Linked DNA regions of Mus musculus: region 2 is linked to region 1. The links are chromatin contacts, found by Hi-C or POLR2A ChIA-PET in ENCODE. All regions are on one chromosome and are shown on one strand. The core of a region is the stretch at or near the end of the contact, and the rest is flanking DNA. Distances in the headings are between cores, read along the strand shown.

Region 1 (3,156 bases), core at 444-2,943:
TCTAGAGACATCTGTGCCTGTCCCTTTGGCTATTGAACTACAGAAACAATGTCCCCCGAGAAATTGGAATTCCCCGGCAATCTCGTGTTGTGAGAAGGATGAATTGAAGCCTGTTGTCTACTTAGGAGAAAATGTCTACCAGGAAGAGATTTTACACAGACGGCTCTGGTAACTTGTCAGAAGATCACCTTTCATGAGACTAGAGCTGAGACAATGAAGGAGAGACTCCATCTTGCCCAGGACTGCTGCTTAATTTTACATACCCTTGCCCTTTATTTAAATATAAACCTCACATCAGCTGGACATGAAGATTGACTTAAAGATGGGGGGAGGAGCGGTCATGTCCATTCTTAGCTTTTTTTTTTTCCCAGTATGGCCACATTGGATACATTTCGTTTCTCTGCTTTTCAATATTGTCCCTTTCCTTGGCCTACTGAGGACAGGTAGCACAGCCTAGCTGGTTAGGACTGCCTGTGTGGGCCAAGTACCTGGACTCTAACATTACAGTAACAAAAACACATGTTACCTCCACTCCAGAGACTCCTCTCAGCCACCACCTCTTTCCCAGTAGAATTTCATTGTGGGGCTAGGAACCTAACTCAAGCGCTCTGGCCAGCAAATCACTTATAGTGTGCTTTATAGTCAAGTTCTCAGAACTCTCTGAACCTGATTCCTTGATCTGTAACCTCCTCCTGAAGTAATGTGTGGATCACTCAGGAGCTACTGGGCAGAGTAAGGGTTCAGTAAACGTTAACGGTTACTGAATTAAACAGGTAAAGTTGGGATTGGAGCGAGCCACGTACAAGACCTCTTGGTTTTGCCAGAGGGCAAAGTCCGCAAAGAGTCACAGCAGTTCCTTTTAGAAGCGAGCAGGAAGCTCGGCAGTGAGGAGGCTAGAGGAGCTCAAACAGTTCAACTTTTCCTGGATACACAGAAGTGTTTGCGTGGTGCAAAGGTGAGGCTCTGGAGCGGGTGGGACTTGCACTCTGAGCCTCCGACTCCAGATCCAGTGATCCTGACATCCCAGAAGCACAGCCCCACCCTCGGAGGTGAGACGTCCAATCCGTATCCCGCGAGAAAAGTACCCGCAAAGCCCTCCCCTGGCAATCCCGAGTTGGAGGACCGGGGTCAGGGCAGCACTCACAGGAGGATCTCCTGCTTGGTCAGGAACGTCAGGTCCTGAAAGGCAAATCCAGACAAGGGTCTGCAAGCCGCCCGAAAGCCACGGCCGCCCCGCCACCTGTTCCCCGAACCCCACTCCCCTGCGCGGGCTCGCACGCGAGCTCCGCGAGAACTGGCGCCCCGCGCACCTGGTACTCGGCCAGCAGCTCCTTAGACAGGCGACTGCCCGAACCTCCCATCGCCGCGGTGCGCGCACAGCTAGGCCAACTCTCCCCGGGACGCCGGCAACTTTCTCACTTCCGTCCTCGGGGCCGCGTCCCCGCCCAGTCCCCGTAGCAACCGCTGCCTGGCCTCCGCCCCCGGGCCCGCCCCTGCCTACAGTGCCCCGCCACCCTTAGCGCCGCTCAGCGGGCCGGCTCCCGGCTCCCCGCGGGCCCAGGAGAGCTGGAGGGAGGGCCCGGGGAGGAGCCGGACGCATCGGGGCGGGGCCCAGGCCTCGTGGCCCCGCCTTCTAGTGGGCGGGGCGGAACGAGCCATGCGCACGTGATGCAGACTGCGCCTGCGTCGCGGTCTTCACGCGTTTGCTGAGTTCCGGGACCCGTCTGTGCACTGAGCCTTGAGATGCATCCGCCTCACCTAAATCAAGTGCAGAAGACCCCAGCTCTGGGTGGAGGCGGGTAACCTCCATACTCGCTCCCGGGCTGGAGGAGATCCGGTGCCCCTCTGCGGATAGGGTCAGTCCTAGACTGTCTCACGGGACAAGAGCTGCAGCCTCTGCCACCGTGCCAATTCTTCCAGAAGAAGCTTAGCTTCCTCTTGAAGTGGCTCTTGAAGGTGTTTACTGGATTGTGCAGTTATCGCCCATTCGTGGAACAGTTAGCAAGGTAGGCTTCCATTTTACAAACAGGTTCAATTTCAGTGATGTGTCCGGACTCCGGTATTTAGAGGTCAGTTCTGTCCACAGGTCCCTCCTGCTGTTTTATCGTCACAGCTGGGGTGCCTCCTTTGATTCCTCCCACAAATTGCGAGCTTCCAGCTGTAGGAACCAAGATTTGCCCTTCTCTCCTCTCAAATAATAATCAGATGCAAGTATGAACATATTTACACTGTGTGAAAAAGTGAAGATTCCAAGCTTCCGGAGGAGGAAATGTGGATTTTGTGATCTGGGTGGTCAACTTGGTTGGATCTGGAGTCAAGGAGAAGGGAAACAGCTTGACACTCCTGTGAGGGATTTTCTTTTTTCTTTTTTTTTTTTTTTTTTGCTTCGTCACCTGGCACAACAGGGCCAAGTCAATTACAATTTATTTGAGAATATTTTAACTTCGTACTGGACTGGTATTCATTCCTAGAGAAGTCTGGTCCTTCATCCGGCCAGTCCAGCTAGATGTTCCATACCCTCTGGGTAGGAGACTGTAAACCTTGCTTCTCATGCTTCTTTCTCTCTGCTCCTTCTTTAGCCTCCAGGAGAGGTGCAGGCTCTACCGCAAAGCCCAGGGGCTATGGCTTGCTTTCCTGGTCCACTCAGGGTCTTACCTCATAGAAACCCCTGAGCAGAGGGATTTTCTTGATCAGTTTATTTGAAGTGCGAAAATCTACTGCGGCAGTGCGCTCAGGTGGCAACCCGTACCAAACGGAAACGGAAGATGGCTTTTGGCCTGTTTGCCTTGGCTTGCTGATAAGTCTCTATCCTGTACCTGCCACTAAGGATTTCCTTTAATGACATTAGAATCATAGTGTTCCAGCTGCCAACTCAGATTGAAGACCAACAGCTCTCTAGGAACCCAGCACCGGCTTGGGACTGCAGAGATGCATCCTTGGGGACAGCTGCCGCTGTTGATCAGCCCAGACAATACTGAGTAAACCAATTTAATAAATCCCCTCTTAGTAAATATTCATCAGTTCTGCTCCTCGAGAGCAGTAATTCTCACCTTCCTAATGCTGGGACCCTTTAATTCAGTTCTTCACATTGTGGTGACCCCCAGCCATAAAATTATTTTTGTTGCTACTTCATAACTGTAATTTTGCTACTGTTAT
Region 2 (3,142 bases), core at 625-3,124, 37 kb after region 1:
CCTGCCTCTTGTCTACCCAGTGCTGGGTCTGGCTGTCGCCATTCTTGGTTATTCTGGATTCTTTTCACCCTTCTCCACCCCTTTCCTACCCTTTCCACCCCTGAACACTAGATAAGAGAAAAAAAGGATAGGAGAAGAAAGAGACCCCTGAATAAAATCAGGGTTCAGAAAGGGGCAACATTATCATTAGACTACTTCCTGCTGATTAGGGGTGATGAGTTCCTTGGAGCAAGTTTGATCTTCTCAGCCAGGATATCTAATTTCTTCACCCATGACTAAACAAATTGCAACCAACAACCCATCATGCCTCTTGGGGCCCTAGCATTTATACCCTCTGAAAAGACACCAGAATTCCAAATGTCACACACAAACTATCTGCAGCTGGCAAAGTCATGCCCTTGCCAGAGCACAAGGCAAATCATGGTTGATGCGAACCATCTGAAGCAGCCTCATATCCCACACCTGGGATTAGAACGAAAACGTGTTCTTATATTTCCATTAAAAAAAAAAAACCAAAATTCCAAAATTTTTACTATACCTGGCCTCAATATATTTCCTATACCTTAAGTCTCACCTCTCACATCTTTTCCTCTTTGCTAGTTATTTTTAGAAGCTGGGTCATTTGTCCCAGGTGAGTTTCTGCTTTGAGGGAGTGGGAGTTGGGGAGGCAGGGAAGGGGTTGGCCAGAGGTTGGGGTGGAGTCCTTGCTAGCTCTCCAGCTAACCTTTTGAGTCAGGGTTTTCTGATGAACCCAGAGCCAGGTGATTAGGTTAGTCTAGCTAGACAGCTTGCCTGAGGGATCCCCAGCCTCTGACTTTGGAGTGCTGAAGTTACTGAGCTGATGTCACACCCCCTTAGCATGTTTGTGGGTGCTGGGGATCCAAACTCTAGTCTCCACCCTTTCATTCACTGAGCTGTACCCCAGCTTCCCTCAACTTTCTGTGGAGACCAGAGTAGCCGAGAACTCCTGATCCCTCTCTCTGCTTCGAAGGGTTGGGTTTACAGACACCCACCAAGATGACAGACTGCCTTTGTTTTCTTTCTTTTTTAAACAACAAAGTATTATACCTCACCCTTTCTCCCATTATTTCATTTATTGATTTCCCCAGTCAGCTCCTATCTGCAATAGACAGCATGGCCTACATATTGTGACCTTGTTTCATAAACAAATTCTATGTAAACAACACTATATAGATGTGTTTCTGTGTTTTTGCTTGTTTTTGATTTTTGTTTTGGTTTTTCTAGACAGGGTTTCTCTGTGTGGTCCTGGTAGTCCAGGAGCGCACTCTGTAGGACAGGCTGGCCTCAAACTTAGAGATTCACCTTCCTCTGCCTCCCAATGGCTGGGATTAAAGGCGTGCACCACTACCAGCTGACTACTTCTGTATTTTGCCTCTTTAATTTGTACAGTTGTTTTGTAGCATGATTGTGCCACAAGCTTATTCATTTCTTCCATAATGGCCATTAACAAATCGAACTCCAATAGCCAAGGGTTACAGCTGGCAAGCCTTAACTTTCATAGTCTAACACATTCATTCCTCTTTACACTGCTCGCTTACCTTCTATTACCAGGAAGCTAAGGACTGAATAGTTGGAGACTAAATTAACAGCTGAGACTCCAGCAATCAGCGCTCTGTAGACTAGGTTTCTCTCTCTCTCTCTCTCTCTCTCTCTCACACACACACACACACACACACACACTGTGCTCTGCAGACTAGGTTTCAAACACACACACCGCTCACATTCACACAAAGTAAACCTGTGAAAAGATTCACTCCCGTTTTCAAATGTCCCTTCCCGGCCGCCGTCCCCTTCTAGTGCTCTAATCGCTAACTGGGAGACCCGGACTTCCGGGATGTCTAGGAAGTGGCTTTTCTCTGGGTAGGAGGCGGGGTTCCCCGGCACGCTGCCGAGTGTGCGGATGTCGTTGGGAATCCTGCTGACAGGCTGAGTGGACTCGGGCGGGACCAGTGACTATAGGTCTCCAAGGAGAGTCGCCTGAGCCTGTGGCCGTCCGTCCGGGAGGTGGTCGGTCATTCATCCGTCGAGTACGGCAGAGGAGCGAGGGCCCCTTGGGGGTCCTGGGATCCAGAGCCCAGGCAAGCGGGGTACCAGCCTGCAGTAACACCTTGGGCTGTCGCCGGCCTTTGCAGAACAGGGAGAATTCTGCTGCTCTCACACGGTGGCTCAGGTGACCGCTGCCATGGCTTTTCCCCATCGGCTGGACGCCCCTGAGCTTCCCGACTTCTCTATGCTCAAGAGGCTGGCTCGGGACCAGCTCATCTATCTGCTAGAACAGGTCAGTGCCTGCCGTGGCCGGCGCCTTTACTGCGTCAACAGTGTGGCCCTCAATGTGACTTCTTCCTTGCTGAGTCCCTTGGTTTTTTTTCTTTGAGCTTCTGAGACAGATCCAAAATGGGGCGGTCAACAGGAAAAACCAGAGTAGTAACAGTTGCTTGAGACCTGGCCAGAGAATAAATGGAAATTGCCAGCCTCTGTGCAAATGAAAAAGACACACTTGTGCCAGGCATCACTGGAGATGGAAATACAGTTGAAATACCTCTGTCACTAGTTACATTCCAGGAGATGCCCTATGAAATAATGACCCCTAAAGGGTGCTGGATGGTAAGTGAATTCTAGACTTCCGGAAAAGTTTAGAATAAACAACAGCTGGGGCGATCTAAGAGTTTCCTGAGATCTAGAGTTTGAAGAATAGACATGCTTTCTCTGGAGCAGGAACATCGTGCACATTCAGGCAGTTGGGCTGCTAGATGGGAAGCCTAGCAGGGAAGGACCGGTGCATGAGCAGAGGAAAGAGCTAACAGAAGTTACACTGTAGGTTGGAAATAAAGTTCAGTGGTTAGACAATTGCCCAGGCAGGGTTCTCGGTTTCATCCATTGTTCCCCATGGGAAAGAAAGGGTGGTCGTACACACCTTTAATCCCAGTGCATTCATTCCTTCACAGGCAGAGGCAGGCAGATCTCTGAGTTTGAGGCCAGCCTGATCTACAGAGTGAGTTCCAGGACAGCCAGGGCTACATAGAAAAACCCTGTCTTGAAAAACAAACAAACAACAAAAATCAAACCCAAACAAACAAATTACACAGCAGGCTGAAGACCCACACCCATTTGTAGTGTGAAG

The links. A loop is a pair of places that touch in the nucleus more often than their neighbours do. ChIA-PET counts read pairs that join two places held with the same protein, here RNA polymerase II (POLR2A).
Region 2: a loop to region 1 is called in a map of heart, with 4 times the contacts of the local background. The contact joins the promoter of Vps33b here to the promoter of Gdpgp1 in region 1. A Hi-C loop is called at or near these places in 1 of 37 maps with a recorded cell type or tissue (heart). POLR2A ChIA-PET finds 5 or more read pairs at or near these places in 5 of 5 experiments (Patski and embryonic stem cell).

The regions. Positions count from the first base shown.
Region 1 is chr7:80,231,200-80,234,355 of GRCm38, forward strand. Gdpgp1 (GDP-D-glucose phosphorylase 1) reads left to right here and starts at 1,694. Exons shown (of 2, transcript NM_178752.3): 1 at 1,694-2,006. Cib1 (calcium and integrin binding 1 (calmyrin)) reads right to left here and starts at 1,606. Exons shown (of 7, transcript NM_011870.5): 1 at 1,311-1,606; 2 at 1,145-1,179. The coding sequence starts at 1,361.
Region 2 is chr7:80,267,781-80,270,922 of GRCm38, forward strand. Vps33b (vacuolar protein sorting 33B) reads left to right here and starts at 1,875. Exons shown (of 23, transcript NM_178070.4): 1 at 1,875-2,299. The coding sequence starts at 2,204.